Linked DNA regions of Homo sapiens: region 1 is linked to region 2. A link is a loop called in an ENCODE intact Hi-C map of the cell type or tissue named here. Cell type or tissue: mammary epithelial cell. All regions are shown on one strand. Links, peaks and the distances in the headings refer to the core of each region. The heading gives the core; the rest is flanking DNA.

Region 1 (16,637 bases), core at 6,890-10,889, 79 kb after region 2:
ACAGGCACGTGCCACCATGCCTGGCTAATTTCTTAAATATTTTGTAGAGACTAGGTCTCACTATGTTTCCCAGACTATTTTTGAACTTCTGAGCTCACGTGATTCTCCTGCCTTGGCCTCCCAAAGTGCTGTGATTATAGGCGTGCCTACCATACATATATATTTTATGATTAAAAAAAATTTTTTTTTGTAGAGATCTTTTGTAGGGGTCTTGCTATGTTGCCCAGGCTGGTCTCAAACTCCTGGTCTCAAGTGATCCTCCTACATTGGCCTCCCAAAGTGCTGGGATTACAGGTGTAAGCCACCATGCCTGGCCCAGAATATACTCTCTTTACTGGTGCTGTGATACCTGGTAAGCTCAAAGCAAACTCTGTTAATTGAGGACATCCCAAGTCTCATTTTTAAATATTTGAGCTCAAATATTTGAGCTTAATTTTGTTTATGTTTATTGTCTTTTGCCCTCCATTCAAATTAGCTTTCTTTTCAAATAATTTTATGGCAAAATTCTCTAATATGTCCATCTCAGTTTATAATTCTCTTGATTGTTGTACAAATTTTATGCCATAAAAGCATAGGCCTTTTCAATTTCTTTTTACCTTGTATAAAATATAAGTTTATTCAATAAAAAAGAAGCTCTATGAAAATATGCTCCAGAAAGGTAAGGCAGTCTAGAACACAATTACAAAATTTCACAATCAGATCTTGTATAAAAAATGGGGTAATCACTGAATATATTCATTTTCTCCTTGCTTTTGTAGGTATCAATTTCAATGCCTTCATATTCATAAGCTTTATTTCAATTTTGAAATTTGTGAAAAGCCTAAAAATTTGAAGATTTTTTGGTTCTTCACTGATTGACTGTTTTGTTTAAAGACTTTCTGCTGATTTCAAACAAAATACAACCAAAATTTAAAGGGTTCATTTACAATAAGCACAATACCATTGTAGAACACTTTGATTTACAAAGTAATATTTCAAGAAGATACTTCTAAACTCGTTTATGTCAGGCAGTAAAGAAATAATTTACTTCTATGCTGAAATACTTTTGATATTTAATTATTTAGTAGTCCAGTTACTTTCAGTAAATATGAAAATGTTTCCATTATGATCAGTATACTATTACACACTTTTGTATGCAATTTTGCTGCTCAAAAGAGTGACAGTAGTCTCTTTCTCTCTATTTTTTTTTTTTTTTTTTTGACGGAGTCTGGCTCTGTCAGGCTCTGTCACCCAGGCTGGAGGGCGGTGGCGTGATCTCGGCTCACTGGAGCCTCTGCTTCCCAGGTTCAAGTGATTCTCTTGCCTCAGTCTCCTGAGTAGCTGGGATTACAGGCGTGCACCACCATGCCCGGCTAATTTTTGTATTTTTAGTAGAGACAGGGTTTCACTATGTTGGCCAGGCTGGTCTTGAACTCCTGACCTCAAGTGATCCACTCGCCTCAGCCTCCCAAAGTGTTGGGATTACAGGCATGAGCCACCACGCCCAGCCATAGAACACACTTTTTAATCATGACACTATGCTCCACCAAAATTTGTTTCTGTATTATAATCACGAAAACAAATGATTTGATTTTTAATTTGAACTTTAACCGAATTTGCAATAATACTCACAATGATGTCAAGTATTTCATCCTTTACAGAATGACCCTCTAACAATGTCACTATATTCCATAGAATGAACTAAATAACTAAACCATTAATGGAATTAACTTTTTTTTTTTTTTTTGAGACAGAGTTTCCTTCTGTCACCCAGGCTAGAGTACATTGGCATGATCTCAGCTTACCGCAACCTCCACCTCCCTGGTTCAAGTGAATTTTGTGCCTCAGCTTCCTGAGTAGCTGGGGTTACAGGCATGCACCACCATGCCCAGCTAATTTTTTTTTAAATATTTTTAGTAGGGAAGTGGTTTCGCCATGTTGGTCAGGCTAGTCTAGAAATACCAGCTTCAAGCAATCCACCTGCCTTGGTCTCCCAAAGTGCTGGGATTATAGGCGTGAGCCACCACGCTCAGCCCTAACTTATTTGACTTTTTAATTTGGAGTATCTAATAGTACTGATATAAAACGAGCACCATTTTAATGTTTGCAAAACTCTTTTGCTAATGAAATCAACACATTATTAGTATCACTTCACTTTTCACAAATGTAAAAGAAAACTTGGAATGAAAATGGGCAAAATGTATTTATAAGAACATTTGATCAAAATGAAAAGTCGTGCCTCATAGAATGATATGCAAATGCATCTTCTGTAGCTACAGAGGTAAAATTGTTTTTGGGCATAGTCTTTTAAAACTCAGTATTTAACTCTTGCAATGGATGCTGATTTTTTTTTACTTATGTGTCTTCTGTTTTGGGCCCCCATGATAGACGTTAATGACAACAAACCTTTTGTGAAATTTGCATTCTGTGTTAATGTCAACAAACATTCTTCACTAAGTGTTTTCTGAGAAATGAAAATTCAGAACTTAATTTTTCATTGAACATGGCATTTTCATTATTTAGTTCATTGTTACCAAAAGAGTTTATTGAAAATTAGAAAGGGCTGTATCAAACAATAAAATAAATAAATAGATCTATGCTATTTAGATGCTTTAAGATAGGACTACTCTGTTTCCATTCCTTTATGTATTTCAACTATATCTAGTCTATGATTTCTCACATTCCTCGATGACACCGCCATTTGGAGACCTGTCAACTTTGTGATTCTCTTAGTTCATGGCGTAGGCCACAGATGAACTGGCTGGTGCAGCAAAGCCTAGCAGGGCAGCAGCTGCACTTGGAAGGAGAAGGAGTTAGTTGTCCTCAGCTACTCATGTGTGAGCGTCTTTGTTCTACCAGCCAGCAAATGGTATATCGTTCCTGAAGGCAAGGTTGTACTTCCATTCCTTGACAAAAGAGTCAAGGAAAAAGAGATGAGTTACAGCTGCTTTCAGGTTTTACAAAATGTTAAAATGAGAATTCTGTTCACTGAGCATCTGGCTCACACACTATAAGCTGGGCCTATGACAGTTGCTTAAAGTACAAAATGAGAGGTTGATCACAGCCATTCCCACTTATTTCAATGTATCTATTACTATAGTAATATTACCTCATTCTAAAGAGTGAAAAAACCTGGGACAAATGCTAAACCAGACACTATACCAGGACAACAGGTATAAAACAGGAGTGTTCTGGGGAAACTGGTACCTCTGGTCACCTTAGTTCTTTTCTTAGTTCTTAGAAAAGAAGCAGAGCTATGGAACTGTAACTCAAGGAAGATATAGGGTCAAGGGAATGTGTTTATTTGCTTGTTTCTAAGATGAAAGAGCTAGGAAATACCCTGAATGTTACAGGATTTGGGATAAAATCCATTTAATGGAGACTAGAACCTTCAAGAAGAACTTTTCTGGCAGATATCATCCTTGAAATAGTTTTGAAGAATACAATAGTAGCTACCTGAGGAAAGTCTGAGGATGGATCATTGCAGTGAAGGGACCAGCTAATAAAGACATGTTAAATGCAGTGAAACCCTAAGAATAGAAGCTCACTTCTTGGGAGAATGTATGTAGAGGAGCAGAGAAATGGATCAATGAAAGACTCCTGAGAAACGTAACGGTAGAGAAGAAAACAAAGAATCGGCTAGGCAAATTGAGAGAGGCCAAAGTCAGAAAAGCATGGCATCACTGAAGCCAAAGAGGAATTTTGAATGGGAGAGAATGGCCCACAGAGTCAAGTGCAGTAGAAGGGCAGGAATGTGTGGCATTACCTGCAAGGAGTAGGAGACGGCCTATGATAACACATGCTAACAGAAGTGCAGACCATGAAGTTTGGCTGCAAAAGATAAGGAGAAAATAAGGCATTATCCATTAGCAGAGGGCACATGATCCTGGGACAGTGCCATTGCTGTTGCTTCAGGATGAGAGGCTTCAGTCTGCTTTTATACTGAGAGAAAGGATTAAGTAGAAACAGACAGGTTCATGAAATAACAGAGGAGATATTGTTAGAGAAAAGCTTCAAAGGAGACCAAAAGGGAGGACAAGGGCCAGTGAGGAGGGCTGTTTTTGAACTTGATGATAAAATTACAATTTGCAATTATAAGTTTATTTAAATGTTTACTTATTTATCGTTTTTGTCACCAATTACAGAGTAAGCTCAGGAGAACTGGTTCTATTTCTGTTTTATTTAAATCCTTGTGTATCTAGTGCCTAGTGTACTTGTTAAGTGCTCAGTTGATTTTTGCAAATGAATCCGGTGAATTAAAAAAATCTTTCATTTTCTGAGGCTAAAGGAGATTTCAAAATACTGGATCAGACATTCCAACAAAAATTATAATAAATATAAGCATACCATATAAGTAGTAAATCATACTACAATCTTTAGTGATTATTTTTATTCACAGAATGGTATTACACAGACTGCAATTCAACCTTAGGAGGCTGAAATTATGCCCTCAGAATATATATACACATTATTCTTTCAATTATTTCAATAATTGCATGCTAAAGGAGTGGTACTGTTTTTACTGAAGAGAAAAATCAGCAGTTTGCCTAAGACAGTCTCAAACCCAGTAGGTGGTAAGGTAGGATTTGAACCCCATTTGGTTGGCTTTCAAAGTCTAGATTTACATTCTCCCAAAGATGCTCTGTAGATTCATAGTTTTCAGTTATTTCTGGACATTTTGATGTTTCTTTGTACTGTAAAGTATTTTTCAGATGACTGACAATTGGCTGAAATGCACACTAGAATGTAAACTCCGTAAGGGCAGGGATTTGTGTGTGTGTCAGTTTTATGCTCTGCAATGTGCAGTCATTTGTAGGTATCCAAGGGGAATTGGTTCTAAGACACTGTTGGATACCAAAATCTGTGAAGGCTCAAGTCCCTGATATAAAATGGTGTCGTATTTGTATATAACCTGTGCACATCCTCCCATATGCTTTAAATCACCTCTAGATTACTTATAACACCAAATACAATGTAAATGCTACATAAATAGTGGTTATATTGTATTGTTTAGGGAATAATGACAAGAAAAAAAGTCTAAGTATGTTCAGTATATGTTCAGTACAGACACAACCATCCAATTAAAATAAATATTTTTGGTCTGTGGTTGGTTGAATCCACAAATGCAGAACCCACAGATACAGAGGGCTGGCTGTATTCCTAGCATCTGGAGTGATATCTGTGCCATGGTAACTGCTTAACAAATATTTGTCGAGTTGGAGTAAGAATGAATAAAATACTTTTGAAGGAGCTCCCTTCTTCTAGGTTAAGTTTTGAAGTCTGCTAAAATATATGCTTCTAGGGGTGGTACTAGTTTCCACTCTTGCTGTTCGTTGAATAAATAATGTCAGGGTAGGGAGGAGAAAAAAAATTGAGGAGAGGGCCTAAGGACACTGAGGTGTGAATGAGCATGGTTTGGTGGATACAGTGGTTAATTTTACGTATCAACTTGCCCAGGCTATGTGGTACCCAGATGTCTGATGAAACTATTTCTCTGATGGTGTTTCTGGAAGAAATTAGCATTTGAATTTGTGGATTGAATAAGGCTGATGGCCCTTCCCAAGGTAGATGGGCATCATCCAATTCATTAAAGGCCTGAAGAGAACAAAAGGCAAAGGAAGGTTGTCTCCCTTTGTCTCACTGCTTGAACAGGGACATTGATTTTTCCTGCCATCAGTGTTCCTGGTTTTCAGGCCTTCAGACTCAGACTGGAATTGACACTATCAGCTCTCTGGCTCTCAGGCCTTCAAACCACACCACTGGCTTTCCTCTTCCTTCCTTAATTGGGGAGGATTGTGGGACTTCTCAGCTTCCTTAATTATATGAGTCAATACCTTGTAATAAATCTCTATCTATCTATCTATCTATCTATCTATCTATCTATCTATCTGTCATCTAGCTATTTACCTACCTACCTACCTCTCTATCTCAGTTCTGTATCTGTTTCTCTATTTATATATCTATCTACCTACCTACCTACCTATCTCAGTCCTGTTTCTCTGAAGATCCCTGACTAATACAGTGGAGTTCATCTACTCTGAAGTTTGTCCAAGGCCCAGCATACACTGCCGGTCTTGTTGTAGCTTATCATTAACCATGCCAGTGAGATTTTAACTATGGGTGTTTGAAAATGGTTGGCTAATACTAATCTCTGATCCAATATGTAAGAACATAGTTACTTAATAAACTTCAAGTTGTAATTCTCACTATAATAGTTATGATGTTTATTTACAAATAAAACAAATTAATATTTCAAATAAGTGATAGCAACCAATATATATAAACCTGCCATGTATTTATATCAGCATAAGACAGTTGAATATTTACAATGATTCTTTTGCTCATTCGATAAATATTTATTTAACATCTTCTATGGGCCAAGCACTACCTTTAATGAGAAGTACACTACTATGCTATTGCTTGTAGACAGAGAATGTTTGATCTAAAAATGACTTTCAAGCACAGTAACTAGGAACTAATTACTGGTGCAGATTATTTGAAGCTAATTTGAATTTAGTTTAAATGCAATGTATCTGCGCTATCCTTGTTCCCCACCTAACAAATGACTCTATTAGTGGGGGAATTCACTCAGACTCTCACAGTTGGTATAAAGATTATTTTATTATTATTATTTTTTTTTTTTTGAGATGGAGTTTCACTCTTGTCACCCAGGCTGGAGTGCAATGGCGTGATCTCGGCTGACTGCAACTTCTGCCTCCTTGGTTCAAGTGATTCTCCTGCCTCAGCCTCCTGAGTCGCTGGGATGACAGAGCCCGCCACCATGCCCAGCTAATGTTTTTGTATTTTTAGTAGAGACAGGGTTTCACCATGTTGGACAGGCTGGTCTCAAACTCCTGACCTCAGGTGATCCACCCACCTTGGCCTCCCAAAGTGCTGAGATTACAGGCATGAGCCACTGGGCCTGGCCAAAACCATCCTTAAGTTGATATACAAAAATCTTTACTCTGCATTATTCTGTGAGTTACTCATTGCTGAGCAACTCCCACATGCACATGTAAATAAACCTTGTCTTTTCTCCTGTTAATCTATTTCCAGTTAATTTGCAGGCCCCCAAGCACTGGACCCAAGTGGTAGAGGAAAAGGTTTTCTTCCCAACATTAGTATATTTTTGCCTAGTGATTCACAGTAACTGTAGGTTTTTAACAATATAGTATGGCAATTCCAAGTTGTCCTTAACATTTACAACTTTCACCAGTGGTTATAGATGATAAAACATCCCAGGAACATAGTGTTTAACACTACCAGGCTTGAATACTGACTGATCCACTTACTAGCTGTGTAACCTTGGGCAAACAAATCAATCTTTCTGTGCCTCAGTTTTCTCATCCATAAAATGAACATAAAGATAGTACTTATTTCATGGAGTGGCTAAGAGGATCAAATAAATGTAAAGCACTTAGATTAGGGGTAGATGTATAGCAAGGGCTCAGTTAAATATTATTGTAAGATCTCCATACGGGCAGGGAAGGGGGTCTTGACCACATCCTATTCTGGAACTCTCTAAACACCAGTTATCCCCTGGCTTCAAATTACATTAAGTTGCTTCCAGGTCTAAGGAAACATTTCTGAATTGATGTTACTGTTGTGGCAAAGAATGTTCTTTTTTTCAGGATACTAATGTGTACTTCTCTATGATGTTTTTTATTTTTCAAAGTAGTTTACGGTTTCTGAATATTTTGGGATCACTATGGAAACTTGTAAGGTTTTGAACCTTCATAACCAACCCAAATGCCAGTACACTTTGAAAGGTTTATTAGTAATGCAAGTGTGAAGCTACCAGTACTGTAAATAATTACAATAATGAAAGCAATTATACACACTAAACAGCTCTTGCAGGCCATTCAGTTTTCCAGAGCTTGGCTTTGACAGGCTAGAAAGGTGGAAGAAAAGAAAGATAGAATAATCTGTTTCTAAGTGTACAGAATTTTGCTAATCTTGCTTATCTGAAGTCATAGTCAACACTCATACAGTTTTCATAGTGATAATAATGGCTATCATTTATTGGTTACTTAAATCCTTGCCAATCTTTTTACAGACATTATCTCTTCTGACCTTTAATACATTCAATAAGATAGACGTTATTAGTTCTGATGAACAAATGAGGAAACTGAGCATTTTAAGGCTAAATTCGTGTATCTAGTAAGTGGTGATGGTTCTGTTAGAAGTCACCTAGGAGTATCTAATTCTGAAGTGAGACTTCTTAACCACCACACTGAACAGCATCCATGGTGATGGTGTTCTTTCAGCATTTAGATAGCTTCTGTAGTTCATCTACAGACAGACTACACTTGGAGCCATATTTTAATGCAACAAAAATGTTAAAAATGGGCATGAGTGTATGTCTATATATGGAATATCAATATGCAATAATAATACAAAGAGCTTCACAAAAACTCCTTTATTTTGGCAAAAGGAAGGTATATTAATTTCTCCTCCTTGTTCTCATTCTCCTCCTTCTTCCTATTCCAATTACCACAACTACAATTCTCCTCTTCCTCCTTCTCCTTTTATTTTTTATTTTTATTTTTGACATAGAGCCTTGCTCTGTCACCCAGGCTGGAGTGCAGTGGCACAATCACAGCTCACTGCAGTCTTAGCCTCCTGGGCTCAAGCTGTTCCCCCACCTCAGCCTCCCAAGTATCTGAGACTACAGGTGTGCACCACCATACTTGGCTAATTTTTTTTTAAGAGATAGGGTCTTGCTATGTTGCCCAGGCTCATCTCAAACTTCTGGGCTCAAGCGATCCTCCTGCCTTGGTCTCCCAAAATGTTAGGATTACAGGCGTGAGCCACCATGCCTAGCTCCTCCTCCTTCTTCTTTTTTTTAACCACTCCACAAAAAGATTAAAGGGACATGAAGAGAGAATATCACTCTGGTTTCAGAGGTTGACCAGATGATACGGAAAGAAATAACTTGCTAAAGCAGAAATGCTTTCAACTACTCTGACGTTCACACGCTTTGCTTTGCCAGCATTCGTAGTTACCTGCATCTTTTTTCTAAAAAATCTCATAGGCTTGTCAGAAAGTTGTGACTCAAATATACCCAGATATATTGAACGGAGAGTGATTAATTTAGGCCTTGCTTATTTGGTGCTTACTTGCTTCTTTTTCCTGTGATGAGCATGAGTTTTCTGAGTCAGCGACTGTGTCCCTCTGTAGTAGGTGGGTGACCTGGCACTTCTCTGCTGAATCAGAGGATGCTGCATGCTCACGTTTCCTGTGGGCTGAGTGAATACATGAAGCTCTATCATGCATACTTCTTATTCATGCAACACTTCAGGTAACAAGCAGCAGCAAACGTTAATTCCCAGGGAATGCCAGCAGGACGATTCACGTGGAGGAAATAGTTTGTGATAAAGATTCATCTACTGCTAAAGCCTCTTATTCCCCTTCCAAGCTTGTTTCTTGTTTAAATATTGCTTATGTGGAAAAAAGCCAGTGATATTTTGAGGCTTTTTTTTTTTTTTAAGTAGAGGTGATTCTAATAGGATCAGCAGAAATGGTGATTCTAATATGATCAGCAGAAATCGTGAAAGACTAATTTGGGTTCTGCTTGTTACAAAAACATCTGTGTGATTTCTTTTTCTGATAAGCACATTTGATTGTGGGTATTCCAGAAAATTCTGATTTTTACATTTTAATGCTCTTGGTAGATATTTATTTAGTGCTTATTGCAGGCAAAACTTTGTACTAGACACCAGGGAGGAAGATTATTGGAAGAAAAGAGAAAAGAGACGCAAAGATGACTCAAACAGAGACTCAGACCTCAGAAAGGAGGCATCTCATACACACGTTATCAGAAGGGGAAGGTGTTTAGTCTCTGATATGGGCTAAATGTGATGGGAACTGCTCTACAGTTTCCCAACAAGAATCCTATGGTTAGAACTGTGCCTGCTAGTACATCTGGTGTTAGCAACATCCTTTTAGATCTTTTGATTCCAAATGCCCATGCAAACCTTACATTTCATTCATCAGCCCATACTTGGGTTAACCTTATCTAAGTTAACTGGAACTAATAGAACATCTTATGAAGAAGAGGAGGAAATTATTGCCAAGCAACTTGAAGTTATTTTTTGTTCTTTAATATTAGTGCTACGCTAGTGTGCTTTCAATTCTGAACGGTATCTCCTTAACTCTCTTCCCTGTTCACCCATAACCCAAGGATAAAGCTACTAAGTAGCTCAATAAAAATATTCCTTAATTGGAGAACATATAATGAAAGAGTGATGTTAAAGTCCTTTCATCATAAAGAAGAAGGGAGGAGGAAATAACCTTTCTAGGAGAATGTTAAGTACATTTTCATAGACTTAGAATCAAGACAAAGCTTAAAGATTGAGTTGAATATTCCCCCAGTGGAATTCCCTCTTTCCAGTCCTGCTAGTTGCTCTGTTTGTTCCAAAAGCTGCAAGTGCTTCAAGTGACTTCTGGCTGACTACTTTTGGGATTCCCAGCCCATGAAGGCTTAGTCGTTTTTTTTTTTTTTTTTTGGTTTAGTTTTTTTGTTTGTTTGTTTTGTTTTGTTTTGTTTTGAGTTGCAAGTGACAGAATGTTGATTCAGTGTAGCTTAAACAAAAATAGGAATCTATTGCTTTATGTAAGTGGGTAGACATAGCTGAACCCAGGAATTTAGATTGTCATTAAGCATCTTGTCTTTATTTTTCTCTGAGTGGGTTCAATCTTAGGCATCCTCTTCTCATGTTGTGGTAATGTTAGCTACCAGGAGATATAGGTTTGTATCATCTCTTCAAATGGGATTGTAGTGAAAAGTCTAAGCCTCTTTCTTAAAAGAACTTGGGGGAAAAAATCCCAGGGAAAGCTCTGATTGACTCAGCTTGGGGCACATGTTCACTCCTTTACCAGGAGGATGGGTAACTCTAGCTGGCCTGATGGGTTTGGTCAGTCCCACTTAAACTGTATGAACTTATAATGGGGCAGAGCAGCTTTCCAAGGGTTTTTTTGGTATCTAAACATGTATACATTTACTACGTATTTCTTATTTATTAATTTATTTTTTTGAGACCGTGTATCATTCTGTTGCTCAAGCTGGATTGCAATGGTGTGATCTCGGCTCACTGCAGCCTCTGCCTCCTGGGTTCAAGCAATTCTCCTGCCTCAGCCTCCCAAGTAGTGGGGACTACAGGTGCCTGCCACCATGCCTGGCTCATTTTTTTGTATTTTTAGTAGAGACGGGGTTTCATCATGTTGACTAGGCTGCTCTCAAACTCCTGGAGTCAAGTGATCCGCCTGCCTTGGCCTCCCAAAGTGCTGGGATTTATAGGCATGAGCCACTGTGCCTGGCTGTTTACCCTCTAACTGTAATCCCCAAAATGGAACTCTTCATCTCTCCTTCTTAAATCAGTTTTATTCCCTTCTCAGGGAATGGTTATGCCATCTATCTACCTAGCTTACCAGCACACTTGAAAACATGCTAGATTCTCATTTTCTTAACTTCCATAATCTATCACCAAATTTTTTCAATTTGACTTTAATATTTCTCAAATCCATCTACTTCCAACCAATCTGGTTGTACAATCTTCTTTTTATTTTTAATTTAAAAAATAGAGACAGGATCTTGCTATGTTGCCCAAGCTGGTCTCAAACTCCTGGGCTCAAGTGATCTTCCTGCTGCTTCAATAGCTATTTATTACCCTCAAGATCAAGTGCAAAACTGTTTGCATATCTGAAAAGGTCCTTCATGATTTTACCACTGTATGTACCTAGTGACATAGAATAAAAATTTATTTTACTTGTCAGTTTTGCTTGGTGGTAATTTAAAACTTTATTTTTATAATAATGGATTTGTATGAAGTAGAGTGAAAAATCTGAATAATTTTAAGGTAAAATAATTAGAGTAGATATGTGGCACCTACTGAGATCTAGCACTCTTCTCTTTCTGGGCACATGGATAGATTACACTTCTTGGCCCCTAAACTTGCATGCCTAGTTCTGGCTAATGATTTGTGAGCAGATTATTTAATTGCTGGTGTGAGGCTTTCCAGAGCTCACTTCTTTTTGCCAAAGTGACTTGCAATATTTCAGATAGTGGATTCTCCATCAGGTTGGATATTGGAGTGTGGGTGACATAAAACAGATTCCCCAGTCATCTTGTAATGAACATGAAGTGGGAGTGAGCAGAGTTTTTCTATTTTATGCAAATATTGGGGATGTTTCTTATTGCAGCATAACCTACGCTATCCTGCCTCTGGAAAGTAGATCTATCCCCTCCAATTCCATGGAGATAATCCCCTCCAATTCAGTGGAGGTAATTCCCTCTACTCTGTTGTTAGGAGTAGAAGTGCAGTTTGGGAAGCACTGCTTTGTAGCATCCAGCTTTGTGCAATATGTATATTAGTTGCTCAAGTACTGTTTCTGGAAGAGAATTCATTCTATGTTGAATGATTTAAATGTGGTCTTTTTTGAAGCTAGGAAGATTTTTTTGTCTTTTCTGTAAAATGCTCATAGAGAATTAATTATTAAAGTGTTCTATAACCCATTTCATCTCTATTTTTTCCTTCACAAAAGTAAAATACTGTTTTTTGGAAACATATCATAATTCTAACAAATTCTAATACTATTTAGAAGTAATACACCACATCCGTTTTCCAAGTTTATATTATAAATACCTAAGGAATTTTTATCACATTTAAATGTGTTTCCTTTCCTATGATAGAAATGGGATGTTGCCAACTCTATGAGAAGCACAAAGATGGCTTCCAGCAGATGTGTGTATTACACATATATTACAGTGTCTGTGTTTAAAGTTAATCTTTTCCTGAACAGGTTTAAGAGATCTAAGTGAGTGCTTGTAAATTTGAGTCAGTGTTGGAGAGCAGTAAAAAAATAAGCAAGGAATGAGCAGATTTCAACAAGTGGTTTTATTGCTGTAAAACTACTCTATGCCCACCCCACCCTAAACGTCATTGCAATAGGCAACTGTAGGACTCATAAAGAACTGAAAACACTTAGATTGTACTACAGCAAACTTTGTGATTGACAATGCTGAGACAGGCTATAAAATTCCCCAGTGCTGGTCAAATTCTCTTTCTATTTTAGTAAAGTTTCTCTGCTTAGGTTTGCATATATTTATCCTGAGAGTTGAATCTCCTTTACTGATTTTGGTTGCTACTTATTGTTTCATCCATTCGTGGAACACAAGTTCAATTTTTTTCAAGGCAAGTCTTTCCGTATCTCAAAGTATGGTGACAAGAATTCTATTCTGGGAAGCATAAATTCTGTTAAGATATTAGTAGATTTATTTTCCATATTGTTTAAATAGTCACATTTTTATAAATGCTTCTTGAAAGAGTGGTGCAGTGATAAAGATAAGTTCGTACTGAGAAATGTCATGTTTAACTTTCAAATTTGACCTTTATGTACAACTTCAATTACAGGTATCTTTATTTTTGAATACTAATATTTGATTCATTTTATGACTAGACATTTGATTCAGGAGCAAAACACTCTTTTTTATTTATTTGTAGTATAATTCAATGAATTCAACTGCTTCTTTCTCCAAAAAGTTTTCTCTACTTCATTATATCCATATACTACTAATTGATCAGGTCAATTTTTATGCATGTGCTCTCCATTTCTAGTTCTCCCTGTTTCCCGCCACATATATACACACCTAGTCCAAGTAATGGAAAAGGAAATGATTTAAACCTAATTGTATTGGTGGTAAATTATGTATGTACTATTAAGAGATTTTTATACTGGTGTTTCTTCAGGAAGCTTCCAGATTTTCTCAAATGCTTAAAGGCTCTATCTTTTTGTGGTATAGTAAGGCCTCTTTCATAATAAGCATAATCTCTTTCATCAAAATGGCCTCATAAAATTCCCTCAAGACCAGCACTATATGGTTTTCATCTCCTCCATTTCATAGACCCTAATACAGAAATTTCAAACATTTAAATAATTAAAAAAATTAAATCGATCAGAATATTTTACCTTTTTCTCATGAAGCTTGTTTAGGTGACAATAGTTTTAATATTTTAATGAATTAAAGCTTTAATTCGCTGGTTTTCAAGCTGAATTTCTATGATCATAAGTTCCATAAGAGCCATATTTTCATTGGTACTTGTCATCATTATTAAGAATTCAAGATGCTGCTCATAGTGCCTAGAATTTAGTCAAAGTATAGTTCTTCTTTTGCAGCAGAATGTGAGGGGATGGGAGTAGTTCACCCTGGGTGCAGGCAATAAGGGGTTGCAATGTCTGTAGAGAACTTAAACCAACTGAAAGCCAGTCTACTTTTCATTATGGACATGTACCAGCACTTCCAAACAATGTCAGTAATAAATAACTCCTCTCCATTGGGGTACACTACTCCAAAGCCTTCCCCTCATCCAGTGTGCTACACTGATGCTTCAGAACATAACTTTTCAAACAAAATTGCTTATTAGTTTGCAGCGGTTAAGTCTTTCAAAGCACATTTTATAAAAAAAGCATTTTACAGATTCTTGAATGGGCCTGGATTTCAGAATTAAGTCATCTCAACAAAGGGAGCAGTTTTGACTTCATTTAGTGACAATAAAGAACAGCCATGTACTGTGATCCTGGGCTCTGAACACTGAAGTCTTTGGAGGTGGCCTTTCTAGAGGTAACTTAGCTCTCAGAATGTCAAAAGGCTTTTCGGTGTCTTCTCCGATTCCTTCCCCGACCTTCTCTTCTCTATCTGCTTTGCTGTGAATGTAGGCAGCTACACTTGTTACTTAAAGATAAGTGAAGATACTGGCTAAAATTGGGAATCTGTTCACAAAGAACACATGCTTGAGTAATTAAGATATGAATACATCATTATTATAGTTCTCATAATGTGTTTGCCTAGGACACTGCCACAAGCTATTCACAGTATGTGATTTGACTTCATTGAAAACATTAAGTGAACAATCATAATAATGCTCTTTTTCTCTCACAATCGCTCTATCATTTAATATGCCTTTTAAGATTCTAAAAACAATGTATAAAAACTTAAAGCAACTGACAACAAGATGAGTGGAATACATTTACTCTGCATCTATTTAGAGAGGCAGTATTTTGGGCCGGGCATAGTGGCTCATGCCTATAATCCCAGCACTTTGGGAGGCCGAGGCAGGCAGATCACCTGAGGTCAGGAGTTCGAGACCAGCCTGGTCAATATGGCGAAACCCCGTCTCTACTAAAAATAACAAAAATTAACCGGGAATAGTGGCAGGCACCTGTAATCCCAGCTTCTCAGGAGGCTGAGACAGGAGAATTGCTTGAACCTGGGAGGTGGAGGTTGCAGTGAGCCAAGATCATACCATTGCACTCCAGCCTGGGCAACAAGAGAGAAACTCCGTCTCAAAGAAAAAAAAAAAAGGCAGTATTTTATAGTAAAAAGATACTGACTCTACACCTGCCATTTACTAGTTGTGTGGTAACTTTCAGCAAGCCAATTAACCCCTTAGAGCCCACATTTTCTGATCTGAACAGGGAGAATGATAGTAGGTAATATAGCCCTGTGTTGGGGCTGTTGTGAAGAGCAAAGGAAATCACAAATATAAAATGACTTTGAGAATTCTAAAGCAGAGTTGGCAAACTCAAAAGTCTACAAGGAACAACAGACAACACAAATGTCTGAATCAGTCTCATTGTAAGAGTAAGAGCAGGTGAGCTTATGTTTGGGCTAGAGAGTGTGGACCATGACCAAAGCCATTCAAACGTGCTTATTTATTTTGTAAAATATTCCAGTTCAATAAAGCAGTCTGAGTATCACTGGTTGTGACACCAATTCAAAAGGTTATACAGAGATAAGAGTTATATTTATGGGATGTAGGCTATGCCCATTTCCTGAAATAAAAGAAAAAAAATTAGCATCAAATGTGCTTACGCAGCAACAGGATGGATTTAGATTAATATTATGGAAAACCTCACAAATGATTCAAAATTATATTATCGATATTATCCAATATAGTCATAGAGTCACCACATGTCTGTGTTGGCAAAAAGCCCTCTATTTTGCTCCTGAGCCCTCCGCTCCCACACAATCAACAATCTAAGATCCCTGAGAGGTACCCTGCATGGGTCAGGGTTTGGGAGAGAGAGTGAGGAGTACCTGCTGCCCTTTGGCTCTTTACTATGTCTTGGTTGCTGCCCCATGTTATTGTTGAACACATGTCCTGCACAGTCTGGTCAGCATTTATCCATTGGCTGTTCTGCCATGTGCTGACTGGTTCCAAGCCATTCAATGATCACAGTAATATTCCATTCTTGATGGGCAGGTTATAGCTGCCTTGTTTTATACTGATAAGCTCAGCTATTTTCCTCTTCATGCACAACTCTGTGTTGGGTGCAAAAAACCCAACAAAGAACTGTCTGAAACAAAAATACAATGGATGAGAATGAAAAGGTTATATAAAAGGTAAGAAAAAATAAATTTGGGGAAGACAAGGAAAGGTGCTATACTGAATGTTTGTGTCTTCCCTAAATTCATATGTTGAAGCCCAATCCCCAGTGTGATGGTATTAGGGGTGAAGTCTTTGGGGCTCGATTAGGTCATGAGGATGGAGCCCTCATGGATGGGATTGGTGCCCTTATAAAAGGATGCTAGAGAGCTCTCTTGCCCCTTTCACCATGCGAGGACACAGGGAGAAAACAACCATCTGTGAATCAGGAAG
Region 2 (14,423 bases), core at 10,424-14,423:
CACAGCAATTTAGAACCATTTGAATTCAGTGGGTACCTCTAGTATAGAATATATACATTTAGAAAAAACAACAAAGAAATCAACCAACCAATCACATTTTGACCCTGATATACCAAAGGAAGATTTAAAAAATAACTAAATTACTTATTAGTAATATGAATTTGTGTTTTATTAACTGTCACTTAGAAAAAAGACTAAAACTGTTTTTTCAAGAAATTTTAAAAAATTCAGTACCAAAAATATATCTCATATGGGAACCAACTATTTAGCACTGAAACCTTGGTCTTTATTTTTTTTTCCACCTGTTTCAAGGAGGAGCAAACAACTAGTTGATTGGAACTTTGGTTAACTCCAAATTTTCAGTGTGAGCAATAATGTTTATATCACAAATACCAGTGCAAAATTGCGCTGTTTATCCATTTGCATGATGAACATGTGATCAAAAGGCGGTCTGTGGGTGTGGTGGCTCACACTTGTAATCCCAGAATTTTGGGAGGCCCAGGTGAGAGAATCACTTGAACCCAGGAGTTTGAGACCAGCCTGGGTAACATAGTGAGATCTCATCTCTATAAAAAATAAAAAATTAGCCAGACCTGGTATACATGTCTGTAGTCCCAGCTACTTGAGCGGCTGAGGTGGGAGGATTGTTTGAACTCAGGAAGTTGAGGCTGCAGTGAGCTGTGATGGGACCACTGCACTCCAGCCTGGGCAACAGAGCAATACCCTGTCTCAAAACAAAACAAAACAAAAAAACAAATGGTGGCTTGCATTAAGGGGAAGGAGAGTTAAGGTGTTGCAATGTCGTTTTGGCACTAGCAAGCAACCTCGGCAAAGTTGTAGAGAACTTTCTTCACAAGTGAGATCAATCTAACCACAAAAGATTATATTCCCCTGAGATTTAAAAACACATTTCATGAAAAGAAACTGAGTAATTGAAATTGGAGAGTGCCAGCTCTCCCAGCAGGGCAAGTGTGAGGCCATATTGATGCTTAATTTTCTTTTGAATACTTTAAATGAGAATTTGGATTTACCTGAGATTTAAACCTGATTGACAAAGCTCTTGAGGAGTTCTCGCAGGCTTCAGAAACAAGAGTTAATTGGGCAAGATAATGCAGTCAATTTTGTTAATTCTTCAAGTATTACAGTTTCTTTTCTTTTTCTGTCATTTTGGGGGGTAATTATAAAAGCAATAAAAATCAGATTTACAGACTAGAGTCTTTCTAAGTGATTTAAATACTATTAAGAGATGACTGGGCACAGCAAAATAAAACCAGGAAGAATTAGAGCCTCAATAGGCGATTGAAAATGTGTAAATTTGCTTAGCGATTTCTCATAAAAAAGTTCACAAGTTAAGTTTTACAAAGTTTTTAGTATGTATGTATTACTCCTGATCATGACATGGAATCGTGTGACAAATCAATTGACACTGTGGAATTTTGTCCACATGATAAAATGGAAAGCTGATATATCATTTTTGTTGATAAAGAAAGCCTTATTTGTATGTATTAATAGGCGATATTAGAAGAGGAAGGAAAGAATTCAATTTGAAAAGAAAAACTATATTACTTATTTGGTAGTAGCTGTCAAAACTCAAAACCTTGGCCCAGCACAGTGGCTCACACCTGTAATCCCAGCACTTTGGGAGGCCGAGGCGGGTGGATCATGAGGTCAAGAGATCGAGACCATCCTAGCTAACATGGTGAAAACCTGTCTCTACTAAAAATACAAAAGATTAGCTGGGTGTGGTGGCGGGTGTCTGTATTCCCAGCTACTTGGGAGGGTGAGGCAAGAGAATTGCTTGAACGGGGGAGGCAGAAGTTGCAGTTAGTTGAGATCGCACCACTGCATTCCAGCCTGGGGCGACAGAGCGAGACTCCATCTCAAAAAAAAAAAAAAAAAAAAAAAAGATTCAAAACCTGTGTCCCTATTGACCCTACAGAATGGAACAAATGCACAAAGTTGTAAGAACAAAGCTGTCTGTTTCTATGTGGCTTATAGTAGCAAAAATTACAAACACCCCAATTGTCCATAAGCTGGGAATTAATAAAATACATGATTTGTGTCCATACAATTAAATAGTTAGGTACATCTATAGCATAGATATAAAAATGCATACCATATGTTTTTCACAAATTCATTCAAAAGATTATATTGGATGTCAATTACATACTAGGTCAAGATGCTAGGAATAAAAGATACTAGGAAATAGGACATGTGTGTGGAGAGGGGAAAGAGAAAATAAACAAGTAAGATAATTCCAGATAGCCATGCTATCAAGAAATCCTACCAGGTAATAGGGTAAAGGAGAGTGATTTAGTCAAGGAAGGCCTGGACATGACATGTGAACTGGCCTGAATGATGAGGAGCCCTGGGACCCAGGAACTCATGTTCTAGGCAAACAGAAGAACACGTGCACTGGCTCTCAAGTGGAATGAGTTAGTTTACTGTGCTCAAGAGCAGAGAGGACCCATGCGGCAGGCACCACCTGAAATTGGAGAGGTGCTCCGGAGGTAGATCATGGAAGACATTTAGGCCATGGTGAGGAGCTTAGATTAATTCTACCTGCAATAAGAAAGAAGTTGTTGGAGGGTTCCAAGCAAGGCAGTAATATGATCTGACAAATAGCATCAAAAGATCAGCTGGCAGTGCATGCCTTAAGGGGAAGAATGGAGACAGGGAGGGGCATCATGTCAGAACTGTAAGAGTCAAAGATGACTATGTAAGAGTCGATGTGGCTGGGCGCGGTGGTTCACGCCTGTAATCCCAGCACTTTGGGAGGCTGAGGAGGGCAGATTACGAGATCAAGAGTTCGAGACCAGCCTGACCAACATAGTGAAATCCCGTCTCTACTAAAAATACAAAAATTAGCTGGGTGTAGTGGCACACGCCTGTAATCCCAGCTACTCGGGAGGCTGGGGAAGGAGAATCACTTGAACCTGGGAGGCGGACGTTGCAGTGAGCCAAGATCATACCACTGCATTTCAGCCTAGGTGACAGGGCGAGACTCTGTCTCAAAAAAAAAAAAAAAAAAAGAGTCGATGTAAGAGATGATGTAATTACAAGTCAGAACTGTGAGAATCAAAATGATGATGATATGGGCCATAATTTGGGCTGTGGTGATGGCAAAAAGTGGATTCATTTGAATTTTCTTTCAGGGCATGACATTATTTAGACCTAAAGCTTCAAATCTTTTGATTTGGAACCAGATCTGGGTTCTTACATAGACTCTCTGAAGTCTCATTTTTCTCCTCCGAATATGGGAATGAATAGTGTCTGCTGTATTTTTCAGGGGGCTATTGTTCAGATTAAATAAGACAAACCCACTGAAGGCATTTGGAAACTATGAAAATGCTATGTAAATATGAGGTATTACCATTATGAATTCAGAGATTCCACATAGAAAGCATGACCAGAATTGGGGTTAGGGCTACTTCCATCCCCAGTGTCATAGCATTGACTACTTCAGTGAAATCTCTTGGCTCTCAGTTTCACTAATGTAAAGTAGACAAAATGCATCTTCTCGTCTTAGTCAATGCAAAACAGTGAAGTGAAATTGGGAGAGGACGAACTAATTAGTAATTACAAAATAATTAACAAATAAGCTGCTGAATAAGTGATAAAGAGAACAAAATATTTTCCAATGTATCTCTGGCATACTAGAGTGATTTCATTAAGCCAAGATTTTCCTAAGATCTCAGCTCTTCCCGCTTTTCATTTAATGTCTTTGGGGGCTACTTTCTCTGTCAGGTACTAGGGGAAAGATCAGGAAGTTCCAGAAGCCCAGGTTGTTAGTAATCGCTGTTTCTTTCTTTCCTTTTTCTTTTCTTTTTTTTCTTTTTTTGAGATAGGGTCTTGCTCTGTTGCGTAGGCTGGACTGCAGTGGCACAATCACAGCTCACTGCAGCCTCGAACTCCTGGGCTCAAGCAGTTCTCCTGCTTCAGCCTCCTGAGTAGCTAGGACCACAGGTGTATGCCACTATGCCTGGTTAATTTTTTATCTTTTGTAGAGATGAGGTCTTACTATGCTGCCCAGGCTAGTATTGACTCAAGCAGTCCTCCTCCCTTGGCGTCCTACAGTGCTGGGATTACAGACATGAGCCACTGCGCCCGGCCCAGTAACCTGCAAGTTTCTTAATTGAGAAACGGGAAATGGCTAGAACCTACAAGGAATGTAACTCATTCCCTTCATACTTGAGGAACCACAGCTTCAGGGAAGGAATGAGAGCACTGGTCTTCGGCATAATTGTGATCACAAACATATGACATGAAATGTGAGCATTGGCAAAGACATCCCGTCAATTCACTTAATTTATTTTTTGATTGCCTTCAAGAAGTAGATATTGAAGGACATTCAGATCATGTTTTACAACCAGTATAGGAAAAGATTGGAAGTATTTTAAAACACTCCCCTTTCCTTTTTTTTTTTTTTTTTTTTTTTGGACTTGGGGCATAAGGAAGAAGGTACTTTTTATTTGAACGGCCAGGTGGTGAGAAGGGGAAGGAAGAGCTGTTTGATCAATAATGATTTATTAATCCAGAGGCCACATACTATAGTCATTTCTTCGGTAAAAGTCTAATTGACGTCAATGACTTTGAACATTCTTACTGATTGCCTTTGCGTTCAGTCTTATCTCAGTTTCATCATACCACTAACCACCTCCTTTTACCTTCAAACAATGGCCTCACCAAGCCACTTCTGAGCATGCCCCAGGCTTACTTTCCTAGGGAAAAATTGAGGATTACCTCACTTTCCTGAAAACGTGTCCAACAGAAACAGAGCACTTCTTTCTATGAAAAGCAGACAGCAATATTAACATTTGCCAATTTAGTTGGTGATTTGCTCAATTCAAGGACCACAGAATGTTTGTAGTAGGGCTAAATGTGTAGCCGGGTAGTTTTTGGGAGGCTGTTTTTGTCTTGTATATATTTTTAGCAAGTGAGAAATAGTGATCTCTCATATAAAACAGATGTGTGGTTTGCACAAAATTAAAATGATTTGTCCTTTGCTAGGCAAAATAGAAGTAGTGAGTGATGCAATATTTCAACTAAAAGATATATTATAGAACATTAACATATCAAGTTAGAAGAATGTTCTTTGCAAGCAAAAACATTGATTCATTAAAAAAACTTTTCAAAATAGAATTGTTCATAACTTATTATTGCTGTTCCCATAAAAATATTTTCTGTTTAAATTCATAACAAACATTCTTAGGAGGCGAAATGTCTTTTCTATGTCCCATTTAACAATGTAATTACTTTGTTTTCAAAACCTCATTTTATTCTAGCTGGAAGATATACGATCTTGTTATACAAAACAACCACTTCATCTCTACAGAATCTTATTATTGGAATATATGATTGTAAGTTTCTATAGAGGGTGGGAAGTATAACCTTTGTCTAGTTTAGATTACATGCCATGCAGCTGAAGCCTTGTCTTCAGAAAGATTATATAGGAATTACTTCAATAAAGTTATAAACACAGCTTGTATGTTAGGACATTACAGCTTTATTTATTTATTTTTTTAAAATACAAATTCCAAAGTCCCATCCCTAGAAATTCTGATTTTAAGTAAGTCAGGAATGGGACCAAGGAATCTGTATTTTTGTTTTTTTCTTTTGAGAAAGGGTCTCACTCTGTCACCCTGGCTGGAGTGCAGTGACATGATCTCGGTTCACTGCAACCTCCGCTTTCCAGGTTCAAGAGATTGTCCTGCCTCAGCCTCCTGAGTAGCTGGGACTACAGACACGCACCACCATGCCTGGCTAGTTTTTGTATTTTTAGTAGAGAAGGGGTTTCGCCATGTTGGCCAGGCTGGTCTTGAACTCCTGACCTCAAGTGACCTGCCCACCTCGGCCTCCCAAAGTGCTGGGATTACAGCTGTGAGTCACTGTGCCTGGCCATTTACAGCTTTTGATAGAAATGTGTTCATTTGTATTATTCTGTGATGAGACTACTAAATACTATTCTTCATAAGTGACCCATCCTAATTATATATGTTTAATAAAAAAATGGGAAAAGATAGAATGTGGGATAAAATTGTGAGTGTGTGATTTGACAAGGTGAAGTGTAACCAGGTGTAGATGCTGCAGCTTGAATATGTGACCTTTACAAGGTCTGTGTGGTTCTGTGATGTTCCCCAAGACTCTGCAGTTATCATCACACATGAACACCACTGACCTAAGATCCTCCTGGCTCTATGTCTTTGAGATGCCCTTCTCTCCGACTAAAACCCTTCCCCCACCCACTTTCCTCTGCCTTCCTCTGAGAAAATCCTAGTAATAGTTCAGTCAGATCTTGCATTAGGCCATCCCTTCCCCTTGAGGGGTCCCCTGAGCACCCCCTCTGATCCCTGCTGGCTAGGCTGGGCTCCCTACTTCAGCTGCCAGTACATCTGGAGCTGCTTCATTTCTACCATCTCACATGAAATTTATTACTGTTTATATTCGCCAAACAAGGACAAAGATTTGTCTGTCACACCACATTCTATACCCAGCTCCTAACACAGAACTGGGGAACAGTAGACAATAGAATGCATTGAATGCACAGATCTTTATTTTGTACAGAATTCATCATGATCACATTATAACCAGGCCATCAGATGTTAACTCAGCACTTACTTGTTTCATTAGAAGATGAATAGTTTAAAGAAGAAAAAAAAATACCCTCTTAGTTTCCTGATTATATCTTCTTAAACTTTTGGTTGATAGATATATTTAATAAAGATTCTAGTTGTAAGTGGCAACTTTATTTATTTGATAAAGACTCTAAGTTCCCACCTAGCTGAGAAGTTCAAAGTGTGAACTTGGGCCAGGTGCAGTGGCCTGTAATCCCAGCACTTTGGGAAGCCGAGGCAGGCAGATCACTTGAGGTCAGGAGTTTGAGACCAGCCTGGCCAACATGGTGAAACCCCATCTCTACTAAAAATAGAGGCCGGGCATCGTGGCGCATGCCTATAGTCCTGGCTACTCGGGACGCTGAGGCAGGAGAATCACTTGAACCCGGAAGGCAGAGGTTTCAGTGAGCCGAGATTGCATCACTGCACTCCAGCCTGGGCAACAGAGCAAGACTCTGTCTCAAAAAAAAAAAAAAAAAAAAAGCGTGAACTTGGCTTTGGGAAAGAATGGATTCAGGAGTTCATATCAGACAATTATAAATCCATCTCTCTTGTTCTTCTTTTGCCACTGTTATCTTCTGCATTGAGTTCATTCTCAGGCAGAGAATGAAGAGCAGGCGGGTTGCATTGTTTGTAAAGAGGACTCCCAGGGAAAAAAAAGAGAGCCTTTCCCCTATGAATCCCGTGCAGCTTCTGGAGTTCCTCACCAGCCCTGTTTGGGCCACATACCCATGCTAGGGTCCATTCTTGTAGCCATAGTAGTGAAAAACTTTGGCCAATCTAAGGAGTATGTTCACCTGGTGGAGGTAAGGAAGGATTCCCACAACAAAGAAGAATTTGTTAGCAGAAAGATGAAGAAGGAGAATATGTGCAGGCAGACAAAAGCCTTTGCTACCATGATTCTGTGCCAAAGAAATACTGGGCACCCGGGACAATCAATCATCAGCGTTGGTTCTGACCAAGCACCTTGATTTCACTTGCTCGGTATTTTTAGTAATGCATGGAAGCTAGTGAGAGAACACTTTAACCATTGCTTCTTTCATGTATTGACTCATTCTAACACAGAATGTTTGCACCAAGGTCTAAGAATACAAGAATGAACAGGACACACAATAGCCCCTGCCCTGATGGAACTTACATTCCATTGTGTGTGAGGTGGGGTGAGGGAGGTAGACAAAACCCAAACAAAGAAACCAATAGATCATTAGAAATTGTAATAAATGCTGTGAGGGAAGCCAACTTGGGGGTAACTATCATTTCTATCAAGTCTTTGCTCAGTGTCCTCTTTTTAAGGAAGCTTACCCTATTTTTCCTGTTTCAAATTACAGCTCACTCCATTCTGCCTCTCCCATTTCCCCTTCTCCCTTATGTTCATAGCTCCTTTGACCTTCTAACGTACCCATAGTCTATTTATAATTTACACATTAAGTTTGCATTTTTTTGTTTTGTTTTGTTTTGAGACAGGCTCTTGCTCTGTCACCCAGGCTGGAGTGCCGTGGTGCTATCACAGCTCACTGCAACCTTAAACTCCTGGGGTCAAGCGATCCTCCTGCCTCAGCATCCTGAATAGCTGGGACTGCAGGTATGCACAACCACGCCTGCTAATTAATTTTTTTTTTGGTAGAGATGGCGGGGGGCGGGTCTTGCTATGTTGCCCAGGCTGGTCTTGAACTCCTGGACTCAAGCAATCCTCCCATCTCAGTCTCTCAAAGTGCTTGGATTATAGGTGTGAACTACTTCACCTGGCCTTAAGTTTGCAGTTTTTAAAGTGCACTCCCTCTGCCATCCCCTCTATTAGAATGTAAACCCTGTTAAGGGCAGAAATTTTTTTCACCTGGTACAGGCAAGGAAGGATTCCCAGAATAGAGACTGTTATTTTCACCTATGTATCTTCCAGTGCTTCATACATAGTAGGTGCTTAATAAATAGGTATAGAATGAATGAATAAATGAAACAGAGAACAGAGGGGATAAGGGGGTACTTTGGACATGGAGGACAGAGGTGACCTCCTTGAGGACATGAGATTGTGGGACATCAATAGTGAGGATGCATCCTTGAGAAAACGTGGAAGACAAATGCATGGAGTGCTTCCTTCTGCTTCCAGTTTGTAGAAGCGTCACTTCCTTGGGGACACTTTCCTTGCCCCCTCCCCAGGTCATGGCTGCAGTTACACACGCTCATAGCATCCTGCAGTTTTCCTCCTTAGTGTGGTGTAGGTACTTGGATAATTATTTTTAATGTCTGTCTCGGCCGGGCTCATGCCTGTAATCCCAGCACTTTGGGAGGCCGAAGCTGGCGGATCACCTGAAGTTGGGAGTTTGAGACCAGCCTGACCAACATGGAGAAACCCCACTCTATTAAAAATACAAAATTAGCCGGGCATGGTGGCGCATGCCTGCAATCCCAGCTACTCATGAGGCTGAGGCAGGAGCATCGCTTGAACCCAGGAGGCAGAGGTTGCAGTGAGCTGAGATCGCACCATTGCACTCCAGCCTGGGGCAACAACAGTGAAACTCTGTCTCAAAACAAACAAACAAACTTGTCTGTTTCTCCTAATACTATAATCCCCACAAGGATAACAGGGAAGGTACTTGGAGAATTCAAGAAATGAAACAAGCGATGGGCTACTGCTACAGTGTGGTGAGCAGTGGGGGAGCAGTATCGGTAAAGCTGGAGAGATATGCAGGGGCCAGATCATCCGAGGGTCTGTGTCTTGTGATAAGGAGTTTGAATGTTTATTCTAGCGTGATGGAAAGCCACTGATTGAATGGTTCTGAAAGCGAGGAAGCACATGATCTGGGTTGCATTTGCACCTAGTGTTTCTTGAATCAGTCTAGAGTCATTTTCCCAGCCCAAGCCACCTAGCTTCACCTCTCACTGGAATTACTTGTAATGAGTTTTCCCTCATCCACCTGTGTCCCTCTGCAATCCTTTTCCCCACACAGCAGCACTAGAGGTCAAGTCTGGAGTCACTCTGCTGGAATCTGGACGGGCTTCCCATTATCTTTAGGGTAAAGACTTAAGTCATCATGAGTCCTGCAAGGGAGGCCAGGGTTATCTGTCTCTCCTGCTCGTCTCTTCTGCAGGGCCCTGTCTCTCTGGCTCACCCCTCCACAGAGCACTGGCCTTGCTGTAATTGCTAGAACACACCAGCCTGCTTCCTTCTTAGAGCCTCCCACAGGCTCCTCCCCTGCGCCCTCCACACCTGCTAAGTGCCTCCTTCTGCTTCCCATTTGTAGAAGCATCACTTCCTCAGGGACACCTTCCTTGCCCCCTCCCCAGGCCATGACTGAGGCTACACATGCGCATAGCACCTTGCACTTTTCCTACTTAATGTTGTATAAGTACATGGATAATTATTTTTAAATGTCTCTTTCTCCCAACACTATAATCCCCATGGGAGCCAGGACTGTTATTATCTGATTCACCATCTAGCACTGAACTGATTCTCGGTGCTTAATACATATTGATTGACTGGTGGAATAAATTAAATAGGATTGTTTAAGCAACACCCAATAGATTTGCCTTTTAAGCTGGGTGCAGTGGCTCAATTCCAGCACTTTGGGATGCTGAGGCAGGAAGATCGCTTGAGCTCAGGGGTTTGAGACCAGCCTGGGCAACACAGGGTGTCCCAGATCTTTACTACTTAAAAAAAAAAAAAAAAATCCAGGTGTGGTGGTGCATGCCCATAGTTCCAGCTACTATGGAAGCGGAGGTGCTGGAATCCTTGAGCCAGGGAGGTTGAGGCCACAGTGAACCGTGATTTCACCACTGGTCCAGCATGAGTGACAGAGACCCTGTTTCAAAAAAAATAATTACAAAAAAGATTTGCCTTTTATTTTGTTCACTCTAGACCTTTTATAGTCATACTCATTCAACTCATTCAATCAATCATTCTTTTCTTCTCTTTTTTTTTTTGAGACAGAGTCTCACTCTGTCACTCAGGCTGCTAGAGTGCAGTGGCACAATCTCGGCTCATTGCAACCTCTGCCTCCCAGGTTCAAGCAATTTTCCTGTCTCAGCCTCCTGAGTAGCTGGGATTACAGGTGTGCACCATCACACCTGGCTAATTTTTGTGTTTTTAGTAGAGATGGAGTTTCACCATGTTGGCCAGGTGGGTCTCGAACTCCTGACCTCAGGTGATCCACCCGCCTCAGTCTCCTAAAGTGCTGGGATTACAGGCATGAGCCACTGTGCCCGGCCTAGCATCATTATTTTCTGATTTATCATGCTTTTTCTTCTTCAGCCTGGTCTAGCAGTCTTTCTTCATCCACTTTATGATAACACAATGTCTTATGTGAGGACTTCTCGGGGCCACCTAAGTCTCCAAGAGGTGGCAGTGCTACCCTCACCTCTTCCTCCCTGCCTAGGGAGCAGCAGTCCTCCTGTTACCAGCAGTCAGGTCAAGCCCTTCACCAGGTCTACTGCTGCGGGACTCCTATTCCAGAATAGATGGCTGGCTTTTCAATGGTAAGGGAAGTGGCTCCCTCTGGAATTCTAGGTGTTTCATAGATATCTCTTCACCCTCAAAGTCCAGGAAGAAACTTGACAGTAGGAAGGTAGTAAGTGACAACGGTGTCACTCATTGGGATGGCTCAAGCAGAGGTGTTGTCTGTTAGTGTGAGACCCTTTGTCACGAAGAAGCCAGGCCAGGAAAAGGTGAGTGTACTGTGATAAGATAAGGCTAGGGTCATTATTTCTCAAGGAGTAAAGTCAAAGTCATCATAATAGGAAGAATAAGTATTCCTCATGGAAACTAGATTGGAAGGGACTTTAGCAGTCCCAGTGAACAGGTGTTCAAGCACCCACAAACCTCCTCCTTTTGCAGGGCGTGGACCTGCAAGCTCCCCTGAACAGAGTCAGTAGGAAGCCCAGTGGCACCCAGGCGAAGTGAGAGAATCAGCTACTCAAAATGGGACCAGGACCGTGGAGAGGTGGCATGTCCTTCAGAAGGGGCAGGGAGGGCTGACAGGGAGAGTTGCAGAGGGACACAGAGAGATAGAAAAAAAGGGTTATCCTTGTGTGGTTTAAGGGTCAAGTTCATTACATGAGGCCCAGCCACCGGCTGTGAGACTTGGCTTCACAATGACTCCACCCAGCATGGGTGCCCATAATGCAGTTTCATGTGTTTCTCCCTTAACCGCAGAGCATGGTTGAAGATGAAACCTGTGGGGTTTTCAAAAAGGCCAGCTCTGGTTTTCAACAAAGAGACTTTTAATAAAGCCGTAAACTGGGTGAATCATAGTCCTCATTGGCTTCTCTTTTCTTCTCCTATGTAATTTTAATCCTCTTGTTTGTTTCTGAGCCGATTTCATCATTTTTATCTACTTGTCTAAACTAACCCAAACTCCTTAAAAACTTCAAGTTAGTTTTTGTTAATATTTAATATTTTATTTCAGGTTTCTGCGTTGGATTCACACAGGTCGCAAAAAAATGCACCACTATCACCACCACACCTGGCTATTTGGGCCATTGGAAGCCTCTTTTTCTCAGGAAGGAAGGCCCGTGGCTCATATTCCATGGAGATCAGGGAGTGATTCTCCTGCCTTAGTAGCTTCTGCGTTGTAACATTGGAAGTTTTGAATAGAAACTTCATCTGTGGGAGGGTGGTTATAGAAAGGAAGTTTTAAAATGATTAAATGTTTCAACAATAGTATTTTGACTATAAGATCTGAAAAACTGAGTAAGTAACTAGAATTCACTGCTTAGGAGAGACGAAATAGAATTGAACTGTTACCAATAAAAGATTGGGTCGTCTTGTTTTTTTTGTTTTGTTTTTTTAGATGGAGTCTTGCTCTGTTGCCCAGGCAGTGGTGCGATCTCAGCTCACTGAAGCCTCTGCCTCCCAGGTTCAAGCGATTCTCCTGCTTTGCCCTCCCGAGTAGCTGGGATTACAGGTATCCACCACCACACCCGGCTAATTTTTGTATTTTTAGTAGAGACGGGGTTTCACCATCTTGGCCAGGCTGGTCTCAAACTCCTGACCTCAAGTGATCCACCCACCTCAGCCTCGCAAAGTGCTGGAATTACAGACGTGAACCACCACACCCAGCCTGGATCTGCTTGTCTATTTAAGTTATTAACGAATTTTTTTTACTGATTTACCTATAGCCATGTGGAGAGTACATGATATTTCAAAATATCTTCAATATAAGTGATATTTATTTAGCCCCAAATGTTGCATGCCTTAATTCTATATTTGAGCATATGCTTTAGATTTGGTTTGTGGTAAAATGGAGCATTCCCTCTAGTGTTATGTAGTATGATGGCAGTGAATGAAAGAGTGAAATTTTGTATCTTATTGCAGTAGAGTACTAAGGAAGATGACAGATTCTCCTTATTTGGAGAACAGGAAGTGGTCTAGGATTGAAATCCAAAAAAATCAAATTTGTTTGGTGTTACCAGTAGTGACCTGCCTTGATGTGGCTTCTTCAGATGCAACTAGAACCAAAAATTGTGACATCTGAAAGTAGTGGGAGAATTTGAGGAACATGAGTCAGAACCTGTTACCTAAAATTTCAGCCTCTGAAGTCACTATTCCCAGGATGAATGACTGGCTTTACAGAGTCCCTGCAATTATCATCACCTGGAGTAGATGGAGAAAAAGGTCGTTTGAGAAGACTAAGGCTTAAATGAAATAGCATTTTGAAGATTCTTTCTGAGCCATTCGGATTTCCTTACTTGATCTCTTAACTGCTTCAACTTATCCAGAGAGCAGTTCTATTCTTTCTACTCCTTGAATGAATAAGAGAAAAGTAATTTGTGGTTTACTAACATCTGCATCAGGGTTAAATGATATTTGTTAAAGATGTTTAAGTCCTGGACACCACGCTGACCAGTAGAATCGAAGTGTTGTAAACTGCATTTTTAAAAACCTCTCTAAGTGTTTTTTTGGCATCCTAAAATTTGGGAACTACTGGTCTGTAGTATGAGGGCCAGTAGCCACATACATAATGAATGCTTTTGTTGATACTGATGTTATTACCAGAGTTAATTTTAATGAAAACTGAAGCTGATTAAGACACTCTTACTGCCTACTTCTGCTTAAAGGATTCCTTTTTCTTTCTTTCTTTCTTTTTTATTTTTATTTTTTTTTTTGAGACAGGGTCTCTGTCACCCAGGCTGGAGCACACTGGTACAATCACAGCTCACTGTAGCCTTGACCTCCCAGGCTCAAGTGATCCTCCTGCCTCAGCCTCCTGAGTAGCTGGGACTACAGGTGCTCACCACCATGCCCAGCTAATTTTTATTTATTTTTGTAGAGACGGGGTCTTGCCACGTTGCCCAGGCTGGTCTCAAACTTCTGGGCTCAAGCGATCCTCTTGCCTTGGCCTTCCAAAGTGCTGGGATTACAGGAATGAGCCACAAAGAATTCTTTAAAAAAGAATATGACAACTCTGGGTAAAAGTAAAAAATATTATTTACTTTAACTCCCTCTGTTCTTGAGCCATAATATTCTTGAGCAGTGGTTCTCAAATTTAGCAGTGCATTAGAATCTCTCTCGGAGTTTGTTAGAATACAGATTACTGGGCCTCATCCCCAGTAGTTTCTGATTCTGGATGAGCCCTGAGAGTTTACAAGTTCTTTACAAGTTTCTTGTAAGTTCCCATATGTTTTAGTTGGCTAGGGCTGCCATAACAAAATACTGTACACTGGGTGGCTTAAACAACAGAACTTTATTATCTCATAGCTCTAGAGGCTCAAAGTCCTAGATCATGGTGCTAGCAGGGTTGGTTTCCAGGAGGCCCCTCTCCCTGGCTTGCAGATGGCTGTCTCTTCATACAGTAATCTGTCTGGGCACATATGCAT

What was found. A loop is a pair of places that touch in the nucleus more often than their neighbours do. Peaks named below come from ENCODE experiments on the same cell type or tissue, not always from the same donor. Only the 100,000 strongest peaks of a DNase experiment are listed, where the experiment ranks them.
Region 1: a loop joins it to region 2, with 11 times the contacts of the local background. A loop is called at or near these places in 1 of 110 quality-filtered maps.

The regions. Positions count from the first base shown.
Region 1 is chr13:73,294,861-73,311,497 of GRCh38, forward strand. No RefSeq gene overlaps it. Among named protein-coding and RNA genes, the nearest start is that of KLF5, 240 kb to the left of the region's middle. In mammary epithelial cell, for the core only: no CTCF peak of the experiment used is centred there; a DNase peak (open chromatin) is centred at 9,201; H3K27ac peaks cover 1,488 bases.
Region 2 is chr13:73,211,875-73,226,297 of GRCh38, forward strand. No RefSeq gene overlaps it. Among named protein-coding and RNA genes, the nearest start is that of KLF5, 160 kb to the left of the region's middle. RefSeq lists an enhancer at 11,904-13,103. In mammary epithelial cell, for the core only: a CTCF peak has its summit at 12,867; DNase peaks (open chromatin) are centred at 11,767 and 13,077.